Linked DNA regions of Homo sapiens: region 1 is linked to region 2. The links are chromatin loops, found by intact Hi-C in ENCODE. Cell type or tissue: Caco-2. All regions are shown on one strand. Links, peaks and the distances in the headings refer to the core of each region. The heading gives the core; the rest is flanking DNA.

Region 1 (12,802 bases), core at 3,013-11,012, 690 kb before region 2:
CATGATTGTAAACTCCTTGAAGACAGGATCCATCATTAAATTATCACTTTCCACACAGTTTCAAAACTTAAATAAGTGGAAACTTTAGAAAATACCTGTTTTGAATTATCTAGGTCATAACCCCCTTTCACTAATATAAATAATAAAGAGTTACTTCTAATGTGCTGAATTCACCTGATGTGCCTACTCACTCCTAGGAATTAATTTATACAACAGGAGAGGCTAGTGGAATAAATTACTCTTCAGAGTATCTGAAAATAATGAATGGGAGACAATATCATGGAAATTAATATAAAATATGGACAAATTTATCTGAACTTTATGGGACAAGAGAAATGTAAATGAACAAAATTGCTGTTCAAAATGCTCGTTAGGAGGAGGGCTCTTTTTTTTTTTTTCGCAGAATTCTGTCTATTTTCCACAATAGCCTCCTTGGGGAACTGATTGTGTTGCAGGATCAGGTTACTCTAACTGTTCTAATTAGGAATTTCAGACATGACTGCTCTCTCTTAAATAACATCTCCCTTTATGGGCCATAATCTAATTCCACGATTAATTTAGGGGCATTGCAATTGTGTTGAACAAAGAAATGTCACAAATGTCTTCTTCCAATACCTTTTATTCCTCAATCTTATGACACATAGGAAGTTTAAAAGATTTTACATAATATTTATCTTCAGAAGAGAGTATTTGTACAGTTTGAAAAAGCATGCTCGGAAGCAGGAGAAATCTGTGATGTTACTTGTAATTTTAAAGTTATGGGATGGGAGAAGAATGAGTGTTTAAGAGAAAAATATGGGCATTTTGGGAGAAAGAAAAATATGGAAAAGTGCTTTTTTAAAGCACCCTTTACAGATCTACATTTGCTTCATTAGTTTAAGAACTTTAACATGTAAAATTTCATTTGCTCATAAAATTATTGTAATTGATATGCCAAATTGAATGTGTAGTTTATATTAATTAACTGAAGTTACTTTTCAAAAAGTTTTAGCATTTTATTACTTCTGGATCTCCAAGATATTTGAAAGCTAGTCCTTGATTTTCCTGAAATTTGTGTCCTTTATGGGCATCAACAAGATAGAGAAAAACTCATTTCCAGAAAAAGGCAAGGAAAATATCCAATTTATACTAACCATTTTCTTGTTAGTGAAATTTTTGGAGGTTTAAGTATATGCTTTCCCTAATGCCCTAAGAATTAGCTTTAATAATTGTCTACCAAAAGTTTGAAAATTAGGGCAGCTTTCTTTTACTACCTGGTGGTTTGATCCAAGATTAATTGATCTAGGATATTTGCAAATATGATTGTCATGTGTTTCTCACATGTTGGGGAGGATGAGGGACTTGAAGTTTATGTGAAACAAGAGCAAGAATATGCATCCTGAGGGCCGGGCGCGGTGGCTCACGCCTGTAATCCCAGCTCTTTGGGAGTCCGAGGCGGGCGGATCACGAGGTCAGGACATCGAGACCATCCTGGCTAACACGGTAAAACCCCGTCTCTACTAAAAATAGAAAAAATTAGCCGGGCATGGTGGCGGGCGCCTGTAGTCCCAGCTACTCTGGAGGCTGAGGCAGGAGAATGGTGTGAACCCGGGAGGCGGAGCTTGCAGTGAGCCGAGATCGCGCCACTGCACTCCAGCCTGGGCGACAGAGCGAGACTCCGTCTCAAAAAAAAAAAAAAAAAAAAAAAAGAATATGCATCCTGGGGAGGCCCTGATACTGCCCGCAAGAAGGACCCTCACGGCAGGACGATCTGGACTTCTGTGTCATCCCCACAAGGTGTGTTCTATTCTGCCCCAGTCAAAACAAGGCTTGTGTTTGTGGCTTATATAGTAAGCCAGTGTTGTTACCCTGAATCAGATTTAAAGACTCATGCCAGTACGAATTTTTGGAAACCAATATTTTCATTTCCTCAGTGAAGTCTTTCACTGAACTTCTGTGATGAGAAGAAAAGCACTTCTGTCCCTAGAGTCTTGTTCTAGCATGTGAAGCTTTTACTATATCTCTTGTCCATCAACATAGAAGAATTAGAAGAACCCAATAGTTTTATATGAACAGTTTTACATCAAACTCTAATTTCATAGTTTTGGCATGCCAGTTTGGAAGAAAGATGGCTGCATAGTAATTTATAAACATTTAATATAAATATTTTATTTATCACTCTAAAGTTCTAGAAACCAAGATTTTCTAAATTAAAAAGAATGTTTTTCTTTGGTGGGATTATGGTGATGGGGACTAAAAGGGTTCTTGGAAAATTTGCAAAGAAAAAAGAAGATACCCAAGTCATATCCTTGCTGCTCCTTGACAATTTTGTCTACTTTTTTCTAGAATAGCCCTGTGAACGAGGTACTGTTATGTCCATTTTATATATAAAGACTTTGAGACTGAGAGGGTGTAGGTTACATAGCTGTCTCAGAGAGGAACTGGGGCAAACTCTTTTAACTCAAAATCATGAGTTTTCTTTACTAGTACACTGCTGTCTGGAATGATAGAAACTAATATCCCAGCTGGCCATCCACTTGGTTATTCCACTCTTACTTTATATCTGTAACTAAATTAATGTTCAATACCAATCCCTCCCCTCAACTATTCTTTCCAACATCTTTCTGTCAGGGTCACTAACTCATCTCCATTTCCTTTCTCTTTGTTTTCCTTTATTCATTTAACCCACAAGTCCTGATATTTCTCATTTTGTAAATGTCTCTCAAGTTAGATCCTTCCTTCCATCGTTCCTTCCTTCCCCTTCCTTCCTTCCCTCCGTCCCTTCTTTCCTTCCTTCCCCTTTTCTTCCTTCCTTCCTCTTCCTTCCTACCTTCCTCCCTTCCTCCTGTTTGTCCGTCCTTCCTTCCTCCCTTCCTTCCCTCCCTCCCTCCCTCCCTCCTTTCTTTCTTTCTTTCTTTCTTTTTCTTTCTTTCTTTCTTTCTTTCTTTCTTTCTTTCCTTCTCTCTTTCTTTCTTCCTCTTTCTTTTTCTTTCTTTTCTTTTTTTCTTTCTTTTTCTTTCCTTTCTTTCTTTTTTCCTTTCTTCCTTTCTTTCTTTCTTTGTCTTTTTTCATCTGTCTTTCTTTCTTTCCTTCCACTTCCACATCCATGTCAATATGAGCACCATCTCTATATGATACTTGTCACTATCACTACCACCTTCACCATCCTACACTATGACCTCTGCTACTACCAACACCACCATTTCAATCACCTCCACCTCCATTTTTACCATCAGTTCCATTGTGGTTAAGCCCTAGTGACATTTCTGTCATATTTTCTGAAGTAGTCTGATTAAAGACCTCTTTAGTTATAGTCTCTTCAAAATTCAATGCATACTACATACTAATGCCAAGTGAATGTTTGAAAGGTCTGAACCCCTCTTCCTGACTTTCAAGAAGTTTTACATTTTGCCTCTGTCCTAAATGTCTAAACCATTTGCTCTTGTTTCACTGCTTCTTCAACCCTTAGAATATATTTTGAACCTGACCACATGCCTTCATTCATAGGGTTATTACTCTAGTCCAAGTAGGGTGACCAAACATCCTGATTTGTTTAAGATCCTCCTGGTTTAAGATCTAAAAGTCCTGCATCCTGGGAAACCCCTCAGTCCCAGGCAAGCCATGACCAGTGGCAACCTTAAGTCCATGTCATTGTCACTTCTGACCTAGACCTCTGTAATAGCCTCATAATAGCCTCTCTGCATCTCTTCTTGCTCCTTTCTAGTTTCCTTCTCACATAAAAGGCAGCATGATCCTTTTAAAATGGAAATCTGATCATGGGACAATCCTACTCAAAGCCCTTTGAGATCTTCCCTTTTTACTTAGAATAACATCTGTTCCTTACACTAAAAGGCCTGATATGATCTGCCCCCTTCGTATCCTACCACTGTTCTCCAGATTTCACTTCCTCTTTCCAAAACATGCCAAACACACTTCTATCTGAGGATCTTTGCATTGCTGTTCCTTCTGTCAGCAATATTCTCCTAGATACTGGTATGAATTGTTTCATTAGTTTATTCAGCTTTCTGCTTGCATGTTACCTCTTTAGGGACTTTTTCTGTGGCCACTCTATCTAATGTAGTCCAATGCAGTCCTAAACACAAACATTACCTCTCCTCTTGCCCTGCTTCTTTTTTGTCTTAGCACCCGTCATTACTTGACATTCTATTATGTCTATTTAGGTTTTCCTCACCAGAATATCAGATCCATAAGAGAAAAGACTTGTTTTTCTTACTGCTGTGTTCCCAGCATTGGAATAGTGTCTATGCCTACTGAATGAGAACATGCAGCTTTCTTACAACTGAATAAGTCAGGTTGGTCTTTTCAGCATCTTCATTTGTCATATGTTGAGTTCTCTGAGGAAGCAGACTCAGGCAGATTTTCAACATGAGGTTTATAGGGGTGTGTCCTTTAGATCAACCCCTCTTTGGGAGTGAGGGAATCAGGATTACACAGGTTGAGAAGTTGGGCTGTGATACAGTTACATCAAGACCTCAGTCAATTCTATGGGGAACTCTGGAGCTGGGAGAGTTCTTCAAAGATATTTGGAAATGGGGCAACAAGGATGAGATTTTATCATCCTGAATCCCCCAAACATTGGATGTGGGCTGCTCCTACATCTTGGGTGAGCATCTTTTCAGCTGAGGGTGATGCCAGGAAGGGGGAACTCAGTTATGAGCTATAAGCCATCAACACTCCTGACAGCCCAGTTAATAAATGCATTGGTCATGAAGATGGTACAAAGATTGGGAAGTTTGCTACAGCAATCACTATTTCTCTGTGAGCTATATTCCTTCCAGTTACCAGACTTTTGCTTAGTTGGAAAATCCATCTGCAATCCTTTATTCCCTTCTGCCTAATCAAATTACTCCTAACCATTAAGCCCTAGTCCATGTTCAAAAAAAAAAAAAAAAAGAAAAAACAAACACACAAACAAACAAAAAAACCTCCTTACTATTCTAGCCCACTTGGATTTCTGCTAGCAATTGCTTTATAGCTGGTAGAATGGTGCCTCGAGATTACTTTTTCCCTATTTATTTCTTACACGTGAGCTCAACTCACCTTAAACTCCAGAAGAGCAGGGACTATATACTACTTTTCTATGCCTAGCTCCAGGCACATAATAAAAGCTTCGAAATAATTGTCAGTTGACTGTATTGAAATGAGGTCCTCACCAGTCATCTGCTTTGTAAATAGCACTGATGTTAGTGCTTTAACAACAGTGTCTCCATTTTAATCCAGTCAAGTAACGAATTTTGTTTGGAGCTCCTCCTTTGTACCTAGTGCTATGGACACTGTCATATTAGCCCTGTCATGAAACTAGAAACAAAACCATTTCTGGAGGTATAGCTTTTATAAGATAATTTCAAGACCCTGTAGGGTTGCAGCCAACACATGAGTGCTTTTGCTGGTGTGATTATCTCATGAAGGGGCCTTATTACTATTAGGAATTTCAGCTTTATGTGTAATTTATTTTAGTCAATTGCCTTGATCACTAGGTGGAAACTGCCAGTTAGTGTTAGAAAAGTTCCAGCTGTGAGATTCAGAGAAATTTACCTGCTCTTTTAGAATATACAGCTGACAATCAGAAGGCAGCTTTGTTCTGAGCAGCTTGATAATTTCATTATTTTTAAAAAAATGCAGCCATTGAATAGACACAAATTAATGATTTACTAGACAACGACAAAAATACCTTTCCTTTTTGAAAAGCATTATAGATAATTAGAACAGAGGTCATCTCCAATGGATAAATAAAAAGCTTGATTTAAAATGAATATTTATTTAATGGCTCTGTAGCCCCATACATCGTTTTATGTGGAAAAAGATGGGTTCATTTTAGTGACCTTTGCAAATGGGGCTAAGTTCATACATTTGATGGAAACACTGTACTCTTGAGTGAGTTTTTCAAAAGTACCTGAATTAATGCTGTGACATTTTAAAAGGACATTCTATTTATGTTAATTGTAAGAAGATTTTTCTATGTGTTAAATTGGCAACAGATTCTTTGATGAGTAGATGGTTTTTCTCTGAGGTTGGGAGTCTTGTTTAGAGGTGACATACAAATGGAGACCCAATTATCTCTCAAATGAAAATTCAGACCATTTGCATAGTCCCCATTAGTAAAAATACTAAAACAGTCTTCACTTATATGAAGGACAATGTTAGGTTTTTAATTTTAATAAGATAATATGTGGCTTTAAATATATCTTTTGGGTGGTAGCATTTTTCAACTTCATTTTATTCCTGCATTACTCTCATACTCCTGAAGTATCTGCCAAATCGGTATTTACATCTAATGGACCAGATGGTCACAGTGTGAAATGTTGCTGTGTAATGTGTTCAGGCTAGAAAGACTGAATCTGGCCTAGTCTACAAATGTATAGTAAATTGTTCAGGTGAAAGAGAGTGTATCTTTGGATGCTTATTCTTTAGGCATACTCTGTAACTCATTGGTTTATATTCGTTCATTTCTTATTAAAAAATAATTACTGAGTTCCACCACAGACTCTTCTAGGTTCTAGTCTAGGCTCTATGGATACCTAGATGAGTAAAAATATAATGCATTGACTGTACTACAGAAGTGGCACAAATGCTATAGGAGGTGAAGATTGAAACCTTCCAGGGTCTAGTAACTAAGGAGAGGGGGACTTTAGAGATTTATTCCCTCAATAATCGTTATAAATTTCTGCAAGCCACCCCAAATGCATGTTCTTTGTAAAACCAATGTGCTGGCCATGCAAATGTAGCTTTAAGACAAGCCTTCTAGTTTTCCCCTTTTAACCAGAGCTGGTGTCTGTGGGAGGAGGAGGAGGGCAGGGGACATATAGGTGTCCTGGAGGAGCGGTTACCTGAGCTGAGATAAGGAAGGTTCGGCAGGAAGTCAGGATGAACCCTGTCCACAAGAGGGCATGAGTGTTCTAGGCACAGGAATGCATGTACACAGTACTATACCCCTTGAACAGCTTAAACCAAGTTACTCTTCTGTAAGTGTAAAATTCATGTAATTTAATTGAAAATGGATTTCCACTTTATGATTTAGAAATTCAAAATTTCCTCATGATGTCCATAATTTATATTTTGATTAACTGATACACTTGTGGTCCCATTAGAAATAATAATTCACAGAAAAGCAGATATTCTGATGTGATCAAAATAAGGATGAAAATAGAAAATCAAAATGCTTCTTAAAAGTGACAGTAGGCCGGGTGTGGTGGCTCATGGCTGTAATACCAGCACTTTGGAAGGCAGAGGCGGGCAGACTGCTTGAGCCCAGGAGTTTGAGACCAGCCTGGGCAACTTGGTGAAATCCTGTCTCTACAAAAAAATACAAAAAAATAGCCAGGTGTGGTGTGATGCGTGCCTATAGCCCCAGCTACTCAGGAGGCTGAGGTGGGAGGATTACTTGGGCCCAAGAGGTGGAGGTTGCAGTGGGCAGAGATCGTGCCACTGTAGTTTAGCCTGGGAGACAGAGCGAGACCCTGTCTCAATAACAAAAACAAACAAAAAGTGACAGTAAAGTACAGTATAGAGTGGTGGAAAGAGCACTGGACCACCATGTGTATTCATTCACTATTTTTTGGTATAACTGATATTTATTGGGTACCTCCTCTGTGCCAGGCACTGTTCTAGGCACTTGGGCACAGTGGTCAGTAAGACACGCAAAGTCAACAAAATAACAGTAAAATAAAAGGCATGTTTGGTGAGGTATGTGCTGTGGAAACATGTAAAGTAGGTGGGGAATAAGGATAGCAATTTGAAACAGGAAGTTCAGGGAATGTCTGTATAAGAAGGATTTGAAGGAGGTGAAATGTGGTCAACTGCTTAACCATCGGGATCCACCTTCCTTGTCTTTATAAAACAGGTCTGGATAACACAGTCCTGAAGGTTCTTCTGGCTGGGAAATCATATATTTCCATGATTTTACTTTATTAGAGCTACCTGTCTAGTTTTTCTCTCTGTTTTACTGGACTGAACTAATAAATGGGTGTTTTAAGCCACGGAGTTTGTGGAAATTTGCACATGTAGTCGAAACCAGTAAATGCACTCAGTTCTTTTTCTCTATCCTTTCCCTCTCTTCTTTAGTTATCTTCATTGCAGATTTCATAAGATAATCCATTGGAGTATGAGAAGACAATATTAGACCTTCTATTTATATTTACTTTTATCCCATATTTTCAAAATTGTGTTTCATTTATATGTTTTATAAAACACATCATATATTGGTATAGCACAATATATATATGATTTATAGAAAGACAGAAATATTGGGAGTATGTGCCAAATATTTTATTACTGACAAAAGACAAAATAACATTTGAGATCTTTCTTTCAACATTAAAATATGCTTAGAAGATTCCTCAGTGACTTTGTAACAACATGGACTCTATAGTCAGGCTACTTAGGTTCAATTCCCAAGTCTGCTTCTTATTACCTACTAAGCCTCAGGCAATGTACTTTCTCTTCTGTGCCTCACTTTTCTAATCTCTAAAATGGAAGAATAGTGATGGAGTCAGTAGAATTACATCAGTTAGTATGTAAAAAAGGAGTTAGAAGAGTTCCTGGCTCACAAAATGTACTGTGTGAGTGTTCGCTATTATCATAACAAAATTCCTATTTCAACTATCCTCTTTTCTACATGTGCCATGTCTCTCTGCTCCTTTGCACAGCCAAATTTCTTGAAGAAATTGGTTACAATCACTGTCCCCATTTTTTCATGTTCCATTGATTTCTCTCTCCATCATTTTATTAAAATAGTTGCTACTAAGATTTCAAATGACATCCATATTACCGAACCATTAATATTTTGCAGGTCTCATTTCCATGAACTTTCAGCAGAATTTATTGACTCCCTTTCTTTCCTTGGATTCTATAATACAATGATTTCCTGATTTTAGTTTCTCTGCCTCCCTGGCCACTCACTCTTGGTCTCCCTTTGCAGGGTGTAGTTATAACTAACTTCTTTTCTTCATAAACTAATCTTATCCCAGTATATGGTTTTAGTTATAATATGGAAGTGATTCTCCAGTTTGTATCTCTAGTTTAGATATTTTCTCTAAGCCCCAGACTTTTATATCTAACTGTCCACTAGTCATTGAATATCTCACACTCGTTTTAGACTCGAATGCCAAAAACTGAATTTATGATCTTTCTTCTAAATCTGGTTCACTCGATTTCAACAAATGATATTAGCATCCAAGGGGTTGCTTAAGCCAGAAAACTGGGCATTATCACTGATCGTTGATCATTGACTTCTTTTGAGTTCTGATTTTATTTATCATAAAATCTCTCAATAAGTTCACTTGTTTCCATCCTTATAGTCTTCACCATGTGATCAAATAATCTCTCATATAGATTACTCCAATACCCTCTTAATTGGTTTCCTGAAATTTACTCTTAGAATACAATTGACAGAGTCACCTTTTAAATAACAGGCATCGTATCTCACTCCTATAATCCCCGCACTTTGGGAGGCCAAGGAGGGCGAATAGCTTGAAACCAGGATTTTGAGACCAGTCTGGGCAATGAAGCCAGACTCTATCTCTACAAAAAACAAAAAAATAGCCGGGCATGGTGGTGCATGCCTGTGGTTCCAGTGACTCAGGAGGCTGAGGCAGGAAGATCAGTTGAGCCCGAGAGTTTGAGTCTTCAGTGAGCTATGATTGTGGCACTGCACTCCAGCCTGGGCAACAGAGCAAGACCCTGTCTCTAAAAAACAAAACATCAAAAAACCAAATCTTAAAATCCTTAAGTAGGTCTCCTATCTCTCTTGAGTTAAAAGGCCCAAATTCTTATGATCATTTAGAATAATCTTCAAGTTCTATTTCCTACTTATTCCTCTGCCTCATCAAATGCCTCTTTCTCCCTCTGCGCAACAGCCACAAGGGGAAAGCCTTCTTTATATCATTAACTGTGCCACGCCACCTACACTTTCAGAGGCTTCACATAAACAGTTCCTTTTGCTTGACATTCTGCCCTCTTGCCACCCTCCCGTTTACTTAGTTAACTTTCACTCATCTTTCACATCTTTCTGAATGACGAGGCGGGTGGATCACGAGGTCAGGAGATCAAGACCATCCTGGCTAACACGGTGAAACTCCGTCTCTACTAAAAATACAAAAAATTAGCTGGGCATGGTGGCGGGTGCCTATAGTCCCAGCTACTTGGGAGGCTGAGGCAGGAGAATGGTGTGAACCTGGGAGTTGGAGCTTGCAGTGAGCTGAGATCATGCCACTGCACTCCAGCCTAGGCAACAGAGCGAGACTCTGTCTCAAAAAAAAAAAAAAAAAAAAAAAAAAGAATGAATGTATTTATTAAGTATTCCACTCTGGCAGAGACTGCCAGAGTCTCTGTAGTTTACCAAAAGTCCACGCTCTTCTTCCTGAGAACACAGCTAGACTACATTTCCCAGCCTTTCTTGTAGTTAGATGTGGTCTTGTGATTGGGTTCTAGCTAATGGAATGTGAACAGAAGTGATGTGCACCACTCCTAGACCCAGTCCCCCAGAACTCCTACCCATGATTTTTTTTCTTTTCTATGTCTGTGATAGTGACCTCAGAGTGACCTTGGAAGCTACATGCTGAAATGCTGAAGATGGCAGAGGTTCAGTGAGACAGGATCCTTGAAGATTTAATAAAGCAGAGCCCTACCTGCCAAGACTTCTCTTTTGCAGAACCCATTACGTGTTTGGGCCTATTTGTTATTGTAGCCTAGCCTGAAATAATTAATACTAATAATAAATAAATGACTTCTAAACAGTGTTTTCAGAAGTATAATTAGTGATCCACTTAAAAATCTGTGGTTTGTAGAAAATGAGTAAAGCTTAGTCTTATATGTCAAACCCTTATGTTGGGTTTTCAATATGCCAGTCATGCTACAAAGAACTAGAAACAAAGGATGATTAAAACATGTCTTTGCCCTAAGAAGCTTTTTCAATGCTGGCATGAACAGGCATATAAACAAAAATTCAACATAAAATTGTAGGTGTCATTATAGAAACATGTATTAGGAAGGACCACTATAGAGAAAGTAGAGGAATTTGTAAATAATTACTACTGTGACTTTTTAGTGGAGAGTAGGGAAAAGTGAATTCCAAAAGTGTCCTTGTCAAAAGATTCTTTATGCTATAGTGTGCTGAGGTACTTGAAATTCTACCATTTATTACCTTTAGCTAAAGCTTTAGATCTCTATGGGTCCTTTAAAACAATATGAAACACTGTTTCACCCCCTAATGGGCAACATGGCATCCATCATGGTATGAAATTGTAGTTGGCCAGAGGGCAATCAGGCAAGGGAAAGAAATAAAGGGTATTCAATTAGGAAAACAGGAAGTCAAATTGTCCCTGTTTGCAGATGACATGATTGTATATTTAGAAAACCCCATTGTCTCAGCCCAAAATCTCCTTAAGCTGATAAGCAACTTCAGCAGTCTCAGGATACAAAATCAATATGCAAAATCACAAGCATTCTTATACACCAATAACAGACAAACAGAGAGCCAAATCATGAGTGAGCTCCCATTCACAATTACCACAAAGAGAAAAAAATACCTAGGAATCCAACTTACAAGGGATGTGAAGGACCTCTTCAAGGAGAACTACAAACCACTGCTCAAGGAAATAAAAGAGGACACAAGCAAATGGAAGAACACTCCATGTTCATGGACAGGAAGAATGAATATCATGAAAATGGCCATACTGCCCAAGGTAATTTATAGATTCAGTGCCATCCCCATCAAGCTACCAATGACTTTCTTCACAGAATTGGAAAAAACTACTTTAAAGTTCATATGGAACCAAAAAAGAGCCCGCATTGCCAAGACATCCTAAGCAAAAAGAACAAAGCTGGAGGCATCACACTACCTGACTTCAAACTATACTACAAGGCTACAGTAACCAAAACAGCATGGTACTGGTACCAAAACAGACATATAGACCAATGGAACAGAACAGAGCCCTCAGAAATAACACCACACATCTACAACCATCTGATCTTTGACAAAACTGACAAAAACAAGAAATGGGGAAAGGATTCCCTATTTAACAAATGGTGCTGGGAAAACTGGCTAGCCATTATGTAGAAAGCTGAAACTGGATCCCTTCCTTACACCTTATACAAAAATTAATTCAAGATGCATTAAAGACTTAAATGTTAGACCTAAAACCATAAAATCCCTAGAAGAAAACCTAGGCAATACCATTCAGGACGTAGGCATGGGCAAGGACTTCATGACTAAAACACCAAAAGCAATGACAACAAAAGTCAAAATAGACAAATGGGATCTAATTAAACTAAAGGGCTTCTGCACAGCAAAAGAAACTACCATCAGAGTGAACAGGTAACCTTCAGAATGGCAGAAAATTTTTGCAATCTACCCATCTGACAAAGGGCTAATTTCCAGAATCTACAAAGAACTTAAACAAATTTACAAGAAAAATCAAACGACCCCATCAAAACGTGGGCAAAGGATATGAACAGATACTTTTCAAAAGAAGACATTTATGCAGCCAACAGACACATGAAAAAATGCTCATCATCACTGGTCATCAGAGAAATGCAAATCAAAACCACAATGAGATACTATCTCACAACAGTTAGAATGGCGATCATTAAAAAGTCAGGAAACAACAGGTGCTGGAGAGGATGTGGAGAAATAGGAACACTTTTACACTGTTGGTGGGAGTGTAAATTAGTTCAACCATTGTGGAAGACAGTGTGGCAATTCCTTCAAGGATCTAGAACTAGAAATACCATTTGACCCAGCCATCCCATTACTGGGTATATACCCAAAGGATTATAAATCATGCTGCTATAAAGACACATGCAC
Region 2 (12,802 bases), core at 3,306-11,305:
CCTTGCCTTCAAAGGGCTTCCAGTATGGTGTGGGAGAAAGAAACGTAAAAGAACATATACCAAACAGTATACTGAGGGCTCTACCAAGTGATGATTCTACCTTTGGAATGTCAAAATCTTCTATCACCTCCTATTTTTTTGTAGTGGCTCACTGTGCTGCAGGACTGAATCTCTCCATGTTTACCTGTATGTGGGCTGCTTCTTCCCCTACTGTGGATAGAGCACCTACCTCTGCCTTAGAGAAGACAGAGAAGGCTACCTCAGTGACTGACTGGATAGAATTTTGAAGGATAAGTGGGAGAACTCTAGGTGACAATGGAAAGAAAAATCATAGGTAAAAACAGAGTTGTGAAATATTGTTACATTTTCAAAGAACAGCCTAAAATTCAGAGTTCACTTCGAAAAAGTGGTAAGAAATGGCTGGAAACATAGCCTCAACCTTTCCATAGAATGACATTATATGCCATTCTAAGATGCTTAATTCTGTGAGCTTTGAAAAATAGATGCTTTGGTGCTGCCCAAGACTAATTAAATCAGGAACTGCATGGCTTTATGGTGGGGAGGAAGGTCTGGGCACTGGAGCTTTTAAAAAACTCACCAGGGCGATTTTAATGTGCAGTCATGGTTGAGAATCAGTGCTTCAGACCAAGGGGAGCCAAATAAGTTTAGGAAGCAAAAGGCATGATTGAATTTGTGCTTTAGACAGAGCATTCTGGCAATGGTGCAGAAAATAAACTGAAGGGTGGGATACAGGAGACAGAGATGCAGTGAGAGTCTGTTATAATAATCCAGGCAAGAGATGATAAGCCCTTAAAATTACTTTTTATCGCTTAATGCCTTTATGGTAACTAGATTGCTAACATGTCTGAAGAGTTCCTGTCGAATTCATTTTCCTAACACTTTTTGCCTAGTGCAGTTGTAGATACCTAACAATATTTGTTGAATTGAAGTATTTCATAACAAGACAAAGGTTAACATCGATGAAAAATTAAAAGTCACCTTTTCAAAATTGTGTTTCATGACTGCAACATAATACATTGTTTTCGAGAAGACGGGAAATATAAAAAAAAATGCCAATATCAACAAAAAAATAAAAATGGACCATTAGACCACCACTTGAAGATATGCAGTCTTCATACTTTGGTGTTTCCCTTCTCCAATTATTGTTCACATAGTTTATTTCATTCTCTGTATAAAATTAGAAAAACTGAATCATGCTATATCATAAGCATTTTTTACATCATTAAAGCTCTCAATCAAGTTTATTTAAAAGATTGCATAATGTGCTACACCATAATTTACATAGTAATTTTCCAGTTGTTGATTTCTGGTTTTTACTATTGTAGATGATGACCATAGTTGACAAAACATTTTTTAAATTTCTGATTATTTCCTTAGACTGAATTCCATGAAACAGATTTATTGAAGGAAAGAGAATATTTTGAAGGTTTTTGATAACTTTGCAAAATTGTTTTTCTAAGAGTTTCTCAATGTCCATTCTGCCCAACCGTGTAATAAACTTACATTTTACCTACAACTTTGCCATCAATATCCATTTGTGTATATATATATATATATATATACACACATGCATACACACACATAGAGACATATATACATATGTACATATATACACAACACACACATATAGACACACACAATAGTACATATATATGCACATACATATACACACACATACATATGTACATATATAGGTATATGTATATACCTATATATGCACAAATACGCACATGTATATACATATGTATAGATGCACATATGTATATATGCACACATATGTACACACATATACATGTGTGTATATGTACACACAAATATATACATATCTGTATATATGTATGTGTGTGTGTTTGTATAAATGTGTATGTGTGTATATATATATATGTATTTACAAAACAATGTACTGAGGACTTTTTCAGAGTAATGTTTCTACTTTCGTAATATCAAAATCCTTTATCATCTCCCATTTCCTGGTAGGGATCCAACCAACTACACTACCTAAGATTTCCATGCCTCCATAGGTTTCATTGAAGCAAAGGATTATAGGTGACAATATATTTCATTATTTCAATTTGTATTTAGGTAATGTATGCCTTTTATTATTTTATAAAAATTTCATATTTTCCTTTCATGAATAATATGATACAAATTTTACACATTTATAGAATAGGACTTTTAAGATTTTTCTCCTGGATGTACATCAGATGTTTTATAGTTTAAAAAAATTATATATCCGATATTATACAGTTAAAAAAATCCTCTTTCTCAAGATATTTAAGTATATTAGAATACAATTTTGCTAATCGTATCATTATTCCTTAAAAAACTTTTTATACCTTGACATAATCCATTTTTATATGTTTTCTGCTTATAAATCTTTCCTATTAATTGAATTTTCAGTTGCTTCCTAAAATTAAATAATGATTTTGATTGTATTGTGTTTCTGTTTACTAATCCTGTGTGTACACATTTTTACAACTTTTCTCCTGCCTGTCATAAAGCTGACTTTTTAATACTCATATTCTAGCTTCCTCAGATTAACATCTTTGTTCAACTTTTCCATTTTATTAATTATTCCTTTAGATTGGAATTCACTTTCCTTTTACTTTTCAAAATCATGAAAACTTCAAGTTCAGAGAAAACTATAGAGAGTAAGTCTACAGTTTATCAATTTAAAAATGTTTACAATAATTGCCATAGATAATTTTAAATACATTTTAAAACATTACTGTATTAATTTACTAGGGCTTCCTGAAAAGGTACCATAGACTGAGTGACTTGAACAACAGAAATTTGTCATCTTACGATTCTAGAAACCAGAAGTTTGAAATTAAGATGTCGGCAGAACCATCCTTGTTTGAAGGTGCTAGGAAAGTATTTGCTCTAGGTATGTCTCCTAGCTGCCAGGAGTTTGTTGCCTTGCTGAAGTGAAATGCCAATCTTCACATGGCATTCTTCGTATGTGTGTGTTTGTGTGTGTGTGTCCATGTCCAAAATTTTCCTTTTTATGAGGACACTACATATATCGGATTAAGAGATCACCCTATTTGTTATGACCTCATCTTAATTTAACCAGTTTCATTTAATCACATTTTGAGGTACTGGGGCTTAGGACTTCAACATATGAATTTAGGAGGAACAAAAGGCAACCCATAACAATGACGAATCTTCTTCAAGCCTTTTGTATAATTCTCCTTGCATGACTTATTCCTTCCCAAATGGAATTTTAAAAATATTTTTCAGTATTTTATACTATTTTACATATGAAAGAATTCATAAGCAAGATATAAAATTGGCATGTTTTCAATTTCTATTTTTTAAGAACTATATTACACTTATGATTTTGTGATTAATTTCTTTTACTCTATATTATGCTTTTGAGATCTATTCATGTTGACATATTTAACTCTAATTTAACTGTAATTCACTCACATTAAATGCTGTTTGGTATTTTTATATGTAAACATATAAAAATTGACTTATTTAATCTTCTGATAATGGATATTTTGGGTGTTTCCAGTTTTTTTTTCTTGGGTTGGGATCTTGCTTTGTCACTCAGGCTGAAGTGCAGGGACATGATCACTGCTCACTGCAGCCTTGACCTCCCAGGCTCAAGTGATCCTTCTACCTCAGTTTCCTGAGTAGCTGGGACTACAAGCACACATACACCTGGCTAATTTTTTTACTTCTATTTTTTGTAGAGATGGGGTCTCACTATCTTCCCCATGCTGGTCTTAACCTCCTGAGCTCAAGCTATCCTCCTGTCTCAGCCTCCCAAAGTGCTAGTATTATAGGCAAGAGCCACCATGCCCAGCTTGTTTCTAATTTTTCTTGTAAAAAATACTGTAATAAGCATTGCAATATGTCTGTACGTGTGTGAGTTGTAGAATTTCTCAGGAGCACAACTCTAAATGGAATTGCTAGGTAGGAAGATAACTTTTTTTTCGATTTACCAATTTGTCTATTTGTGCTTTGAAATTATCAATGAGCACATGCATCAGCAATGAAGGCATTTCTCCATTTTTTCACCAGCACTTATTTTTGTTAGCATTTTGTATATTGCCACTTTGATGGGTGAAATAAATAGTTTTTCTTTTGTGCTTAGCTTCTTTTTAGGTATTTCTTGGTCAATTATGTTTTGCTTACATGGATTGCCAATTTGCTTTACTGTTGTCCATTTTCCAAATGTTCTTATTTGGGGCCATGTCTATATGTTTATAATTGGAGAGTGTTCTAAATTTATTCTGGATGCTCTTCCTTTGTTGGTTAAAAATCTTCTTGACATTTTTAGCTTCTCCTAACTCTTAATTCACATTTATTTTGGTGGTATGAAGTCTTAAAAATGATGCTTGCTATTGAAGAATTTTCTCTTAAAATAATAAACATGTTATCCTTTTTCCTAAAATATTCAATGTTTTTCTAAGCTTTTAATCAGTTATAAATTTTGTACATGCTTATGCATGTGTGTCTTCACACAGGTTTACAACAAGATTAGAATCTATCTATTTTAATGCTTTTTTCTATTTGGTACATTACTGTTTAGCCAATTACCTTGGCAATATTGTTTTGAGTTAACCACTGCTTCCACACTGATTGGTAATGCTATCTCATTCATACTTCACTTTCCATTCATATGAGGGTTTATTTCCAGTCTCACTTTTCTGTTCCTTCAGTATATTGGTCTAAGTAAAATTGTTTTAATTACAATGAAATTTTAATAGCATATTTTGATGCTTTTCAGGAAAAAAGTTATTATATTTGGTTGTTTTTCAAAATTACTTTAGCTGTTCTTGGTCTTTCGTACATGGCAATGCTTTCTTGGGTCAGCTTGTTCTATTCATGAAAATTCCTGTTTTTTTTTATTTGAATTGCATTGGATTTATAGATTAATTGGATTTACAGATTAACATCTTCAAGATATTGAGTCTTTCTGTTCATAAGAACATTGTAATTTCCATTTATTGGAATGCTGTCTTATGCTTCTCAATATTTCATAACTTTTTCATGTGATCTCGCATATTTTGCTAGATTTACTTTTAAGAAATGTAAAATTCTATGAACAGTATTCTAAAACTATATTTCCTAGTTAGATCTTTACTGGTATACAGAAAAAATATTAACTGTTTATTTTGACCTAGCAATCATACTGAACTTTCCTGTAGTTTCAATATAAATAATCCTGGATTTTTTTGAACATAAGTAAAATGCAACTGGATTGCTAATCTAATAATCTGTATAAACTCTTTTAATAAGTAAATTTATTGCTCACCTATCTTGTGATTAATTAATAATATATGGACTTTTCTTGCCTTCTTGTAGCTTGATATAATTTTGTCATCCCCTCATCTCCCTTTGTCCTGATTTTCCCATGCTGCTCTGGGAGCTATAGATTGTATTTTTAATTTTTGGTTACCTCTTGAAATACGACTGCTTAATTTTAAAATTTGATGATATATTTTAAATCATTTTATATTCTTACAACGTACAAGAACAGAAATATTTTTGCAGTTGTATTCTGAATCTTAGGTATACTTAAAAATTAAAATATCACTAATTTATATTTAACTTTAAAAATATTTTATCAGTTTATGTACTCAACATTGTTTCCTATTTCCTGGTTTCACTTTTTTTGAGTTAACTCTCTTAGACATGCTGTGACTAAAAATATATCTATTTTACCTGTGCACATAACTTATAACTCAACAAGTTACAATATCTTAGTTTCACAACTATTATCCCTCACCACTTTCAGATATTTCTTTTTGTTTTTAATGAGGTGTGTGTTAATTGTAATTGTTTTTTTGTTGAAGGTGGTACTTTGAATTCACTCTGGTAACTTTCTAAGCATTTTTGTTTGTGTATTTGATGTTCTTAGGTTTCAATACAACATGTTTAGATGTAAATTTAATTTTATTGATCCTGCAAAAACTTACAGTAAACTTTTAATCTGAGAATGTGTGTCATTAATTTGGAAAAAAATGTTGCTTATTTGCCATTTAACGACTACTTTTCTACTATTTTCTCCATTCTTATAATCAAGAATTCCCGTTAGGTATTTGTTGGAGTATCACAAGCAACCTTTCAAATAACTTAACTATTCTATCACTTTGGGCTGAGTATCTAGTTTTATCACAGTGTGGAAGCCAAGAGGAAACCTCTCTTTTGCCCTTCGAAGTTTCACTGAAAAATTAACCCACAAAAGACAGATTAATCTGAGAAAAGGCATACACGTTTTATTAACATGTACATGGGAGCTTTCAGAATGAAGACAGAACTTCAGGGGAAACTGTCCATTAGATTCAATGAAGTATGGACAGCTGTGTAGAAATATAACTGGACAAAAAAATGGTATGAACTAATACTAATAGACTGAGTGAAGAAACCTTGCATAGCCTATTTCGATTCTTCTTGTCCTCTCTGTGCAGTACTCCTTCTTCTGGGTATGGGAAAAGACCCTCTCTGGAATGGGATCTTATGACCCACAGTCAAACAATGTAGGTCAGATAATTTCTTCAGGGCCAGTTTTTACACAGAAAGGTGGAGGGAAAGTTAGAGTCATATTTTTTAGGTTTTATGGCTGGCTTTGGGGACAAGGGAGTCTGGTTTCTATGGCCCACCTTGGGGAAGAGGGATTCTAGTTTCTATGGCTAATCTTGGGAGAGAATGGGACTGAGAGACAGGAGGGCAGGAGAAGGTTAAAGAAAAGCTTTTCCTTCTGAGGCTTCTTCTGATGCCTTCATTTTGGGGTATTGTTTTCTGAGTCTCAATAATAGTACTACTCTTCAATTCACTAATTCTCTAGAATTGAGCCTGATGGAATACTTATTCCAGGAAATGTCATTTTCATTTGCTTTTTTTCTTTTTCTTTTTATTTGAGACGGAGTCTCGCTCTGTCGCCCAGGCTGGAGTGCAGTGGCGCGATCTTGGCTCACTGCAAGCTATGCCTCCCTGGTTCACACCATTCTCCTGCCTCAGCCTCCCGAGTAGCTGGTATTACAGGCACACGCCGCCACACCCGGCTAATTTTTTTGTATTTTTAGTAGAGACGGGGTTTCACCATGTTAGCCAGGATGGTCTCAATCTCCTGACCTCGTCATCCGCCCGCCTCGGCCTCCCAAAGTGTTGGGATTACAGGCGTGAGCCATCGCGCCCGGCCATCATTTTCATTTGCAATACATCTAACTGCTTCTTTTCGTATACTATACACTTATTTCTTTTTTTCTTTTTCTTTTTCTTTTTCTTTTTTTTTTTGAGATGGAGTCTCACTCTGTCACCCAGGCTGGAGTGAAGTGGCCTGATCTTGGCTCACTGCAACCTCTGCCTTCCAGGTTCAAGCGATTCTCCTGCCTAAGCCTCCCAAGTAGCTCGAATTACAGGCATTCGCCACCACGCCCAGCTAATTTTTGTTGTTGTTGTATTTTTAGTAGAAACGGGGTTTCACTATGTTGGCCAGGCTGGTTTCGAACTCTTGACCTAGGTGATTGATCTGCCTGCTTCAGCCTCCCAAAGTGCTGGGATTTTAGACATGAGCCACCGCACCCAGCCTGTAGACCTATTCTTGTTTCACTTCTACCTACTTTGTTTTGTAATTTCTTGTTCATTTTAGTGAATGTGCCATGACTTCATATGTATCTGTGAGAATATTAAATAGATTTAAAATTCTTATTGACAAGTGTATAAAATTAATCTCACCTTCAGTAGCATAGCATCTGGAGGGCAGTGAGAGTAGCCTGCCCTGGGGTGCGGGCGATAAGGGTGTGTATTGACTGTTAAATTGTCTTTGAAAGAAAAATTTTAAAAACTGCTTTAAATTTGATCTGCTTTTTATAATCACCATGGCCAGAAATTCTAACACCAGTAGAATCCACTTAGAGGATCTTAAAGTTTCCCTCAGCTTGATTAAACTTTAGGTTTCTTCCTAACTGTAGGCCCCTAACCACTCTTACTTAGAGCATTCCTCCTTTAAGATGCAAATCTCCCAGTCTCTGGCCAGTTTTACAACCCAGGAATGTCTTTTTCAATAACCTGGAAACCATTCCTTTGAAATGTAATTGTCAAGAAAGATAAGGTCCTTGTTTCCCAGTCTTTGTGGGAAGGTAGGAGGCTAACTTAGATAAGCACCAATTAGCAGAGACAGATGGCCTCATCACATTGACCAAGCTCCACCTCATCCTCAAACCAACTCCTCCAGTACATTTCCACTGGCTCACTACAGTGCTTAAAAGCTCTCCCACCATATATATATATGAAATATGATATATATCAAATATATATCATATTTCATATATATCATATATATCTATTTCATATATATCATATATATTTTATATATCTATTTCATATATATTTATATGAAAGAGCTTTTAAAACACTGGATGAATAAGCAAGAAATTAATAAAAATGGTTACCTATAAGTATGTTAGCATTGGACTGGGAGGGATGGTGTGGGAGGGAAAGAGATGTGATTCAGATGTGTGAATATAGTTTTAAAAAATTTTCATTTTCTAACTATAAAAATATTTTATATAGCCTATCTTTTGTTAACCTTTGCTACATAAGGAACCACCTAAAAAAGTAAACAACCCAACTAAAACTCCATCATTTCCCACTTTTTGTTTCAGTGGAAATAAGGAAAAGAGATTGAACTCTCTCCACTCTTGCAATTATCTTGAATAAAATCTTCCTTCCTTATTTAACTCTGTATGATGTAATTACTGTTTGACAATTCAAATACTTCTACTCTCACAGCCACCTGGTGGTCTACCATTCAATGAGATTATACACACACACACATACACACACACACACACACACACACACACACATATATATACAGAGAGAGAGACAGAGAGAGAGAGAGAGAGAGAGAGAGAGAGAGGGTCTCCCTCTGTCGCTCAGGCTGGAGGGCAGTGGTGCAATCTCCATTCTCTGCAACCTCCGCCTCCTGGGCTCAAGGGATCCTCCTACTTCAGCCTTCTGAGTAGCTGGGATCACAAGCACACACCACCATGCACAGCTAATTTTCTTTTTTGTTTGTTTGTTTGTTTTTTGTTTTGGTAGAGAAAAGGTTTGGCCATATTGCCCCAGCTGGTTTTGAAATCCTGCACTCAAGCAATCCACATGCCTCAGCCTTCCAAAGTTCTGGGATTACAGGCGTGAGCCACCAAGCATGGTCAGATTATATTCTAATGGCTGGTTATGTTTGTCTTTGTATACATGAAAGATTTACTATTTGTTTAAGTCATCTTTTACACATATTAAAGAGAGCAAGCTATTTAAGTCCCAGGCCTAGAAGTAGACCCTGGATTCAGGGTGCTAGATTATGAGTTTACTTTTAGAATGGTGTAGTTCTACACAGAATCCAAGTTCCTGGCTGGCACCTCCTACTTCTGGATCCACAGCCCAGGCACCCACTGGATTTTGCTGCTTTTATTCTCTGTCTTGGGTTTCTAGTCTGTTTCTGGAGATGTTCATCTCCATCTCCAAGACCAAAATTATTCTGAATTTACTTTTGTCAAAACTTTGGAGGTATCTTAGAAGATTGATGTGTTTAGATGTTTTGTTACATGCAGTTAAGCTCAAACCTTAACTGATACAGCTTTCATGGAGCATATCACTTGCCACAAGGAATTACTCTTTCAGAAAAAAAATGCAGTTTGGAGAAGCAGTGCTATTTTGTGGTGATGGTGACATGAGTGTAGGCCACTGACTACCTCTGTCAATGATGAATCTCCTTATGAGTTAGTCAATATTTTTTCCAGAGCTCACAAAGCATTGATTTTATACGTACTTTTCAGATACCCAATAATAACTTAAACGTAATTCACAAAATTTTTCAGGACAAAATTAAACACACAAAATACAGTCAATCTGCACACTAACAATACAAAGAGAGAGACAAATCAGTAGTAGAGTAGCATCTAGAGTGTGAGAAGAGGAATATCAGGCTGAACCCAAAGCAGTGCTGTGTACTATAATGGAGTCTGTTAGCTGGTAATCATATTACCTTATTATCTGGCATTACAAAGTATTTTGAAAAGCACCCCCAATATTTCATGTAGGTTCTTTTAACAACAGGTGCTGGAGAGGATGTGGAGAAATAGGAACATTTTTACACTGTTGGTGGGACTGTAAACTAGTTCAACCATTGTGGAAGTCAGTGTGGCGATTCCTCAGGGATCTAGAACTAGAAATACCATTTGACCCAGCCATCCCATTACTGGGTATATACCCGAATGACTATAAATCGTGCTGCTATAAAGACACATGCACATGTATGTTTATTGCGGCATTATTCACAATAGCAAAGACTTGGAACCAACCCAAATGTCCAATAATGATAGACTGGATTAAGAAAATGTGGCACATATACACCATGGAATACTATGCAGCCATAAAAAATGATGAGTTCATGTCCTTTGTAGGGACATGGATGAAATTGGAAATCATCATTCTCAGTAAACTATCGCAAGAACAAAAAACCAAACACCGCATATTCTCACTCAGAGGTGGGAATTGAACAATGAGATCACATGGACACAGGAAGGGGAATATCACACTCTGGGGACTGTGGTGGGGTGGGGGGAGGGGGGAGGGATAGCATTGGGAGATATACCTAATGCTAGATGATGAGTTAGTGGGTGCAGCGCACCAGCATGGCACATGTATACATATGTAACTAACCTGCACAATGTGCACATGTACCCTAAAACTTAAAGTATAATTAAAAATAAATAAATAAATAAATAAATAAATAATATTTTCCCTAAATGTCAGCTGGCCTGAGAAATAAACGGACAGAGTACAAAAGAGAGAAATTTTAAAGCTGGGTGTCCGGGGGAGACCTCACATGTCAGCAGTTTCCGTGATGCCCCCTGAGCCATAAAACCAGAAAGTTTTTATTAGTGATTTTCAAAAGGGGAGGGAGTATATGAATAGGGTGTGGGTCACAGAGATCATGTGCTTCACAAGGTAATAGAATATCACAAGGCAAATGGAGGCAGGGTGAGATCACAGGACCACAGGACTGGGGTGAAATTAAAATTGCTAATGAAGTTTTGGGCACACATTGTCATTGATAACATCTTATCAGGAGACAGGGTTTGAGAGCAGACAACTGGTCTGACCAAAATTTATTAGGTGGGAATTTCCTCGTCCTAATAAGCCTGGGAGCACTATGGGAGCCTGGGGCTTATTTCATCCCTACAGCTCGACCATAAATGATGGCTGCCCACCAAAGTGGCCATTTTAGAGGCCTACCCTAAGGGACGCATTCTGTTTCTCAGGGATGTTCCTTGCTGAGAAAAAGAATTCAGCAATATTTCTCCTATTTGCCTTTGAAAGAAGAGAAATATGGCTCTGTTCCGCCTGGCTCACTGGTGGTCAGAGTTTAAGGTTATCTCTCTTGTTCCCTGAACATTGCTGTTATCCTATTCTTTTTTCAAGGTGCCCAGATTTCATATTGTTCAAACACACATGCTCTACAAACAATTTGTGCAGTTAACGCAATCATCACAGGGTCCTGAGGCGACATACATCCTCCTCAGCTTACGAAGATGATGGGATTAAGAGACTAAAGTAAAGACAGGCATAGGAACTTACAAGGGTATTGATTGGGGAAGTGATAAGTGTCCATGAAATCTTCACAATTTATGTTAAAAGATTGCAGTAAAGACAGGTGTAACAAATTATAAAAGTATTAATTTGGGGAACTAATAAATGTCCATGAAATCTTCACAATCCACGTTCTTCTGCCATGGCTTCAGCCGGTCCCTCCGTTCGGGGTCCCTGACTTCCCACAACAATGAATCTCCTTAGAAGTTAGTCAATATTTTTCCCAGAGCTTACAAAGCATTGATTTTATACTTACTTTTCAGATACCCAGTAATAACTTAAACCATAATTCACAAAAAATTTTTAGAACAAAATTAAACACACACAATACAGTCAATCTGCACACTAACAATACAAAGAGAGAGATAATTCGGTAGTAGAGTAGCATCTGGAGTGTGAGAAGAGGAATATCAGGCTGAACCCAAAGTGGTGTTGTGTACTGTAATGGAGTCTATTAGCTTGTAATCATATCACCTTATTATCTGGCATTACAAAGTATTTCTAAAGGCTATTTTCTTTTTGGATAGACAGTGGTGCTTTCAATTCCCTCTAGCAGTCACAGATGTGCAGGTGAATTAACTGTAATGCTCAACTTTCTAACCATAATGAAGAACACTGATAATAATTCACACTGATTGATCATCAGGTTTGTTTGTTTTCCCCACATAATATTAGAAACCTTCCTTCCAGGCCTTCGTTTCCATATTTCATTGTTAACTAGCATTCTACTGTTTCTAATACATATTGTCAACTCTCAGGTGGAGAAGTATTCTTTTAAATGTTAAACTTGTAAAATATCAGTTACATACTTAGCAATGAAGAGGAGTATTACCTTTGTGTAGAAATAAAAAACCACCGCTGTTTGCTACTCAATTATATCTTACTTACCAATGTTAGTATTTGGAGATGCCTCCCCAAATTTGGTTTCTAATAGGAAAATAATAGCAACTAAAAATCAGGTATAATGATATGGTTTGGCTGTGTCCCCACCCAAATCTCATCTTGAATTGTTATCTCAGTTGTAATCCCCACATGTTGGGGCAGAATAATATGATTTGGCTGTATCCTCACCAAATCTTATCTTGAATTGTAATCTGAATTGTAACATCCATGTATTGGGGGAGGGACCTCATGGGAGGTGATTGAATCATGGGGGCCATTCCCCTGT

The links. A loop is a pair of places that touch in the nucleus more often than their neighbours do. Peaks named below come from ENCODE experiments on the same cell type or tissue, not always from the same donor. Only the 100,000 strongest peaks of a DNase experiment are listed, where the experiment ranks them.
Region 1: it touches region 2 in a loop (3-fold over the local background); 2 of 110 quality-filtered maps call a loop at or near these places.

What each region holds. Positions count from the first base shown.
Region 1 is chr12:79,339,133-79,351,934 of GRCh38, reverse strand. All of the region lies in intron 8 of SYT1 (synaptotagmin 1), which reads right to left. Among named protein-coding and RNA genes, the nearest start is that of MIR1252, 74 kb to the left of the region's middle. In Caco-2, for the core only: a CTCF peak has its summit at 6,877 (motif pointing right); a DNase peak (open chromatin) is centred at 6,864.
Region 2 is chr12:78,647,243-78,660,044 of GRCh38, reverse strand. No RefSeq gene overlaps it. Among named protein-coding and RNA genes, the nearest start is that of SYT1, 210 kb to the left of the region's middle. RefSeq lists an enhancer at 7,698-8,327. In Caco-2, for the core only: no CTCF peak of the experiment used is centred there; a DNase peak (open chromatin) is centred at 8,164.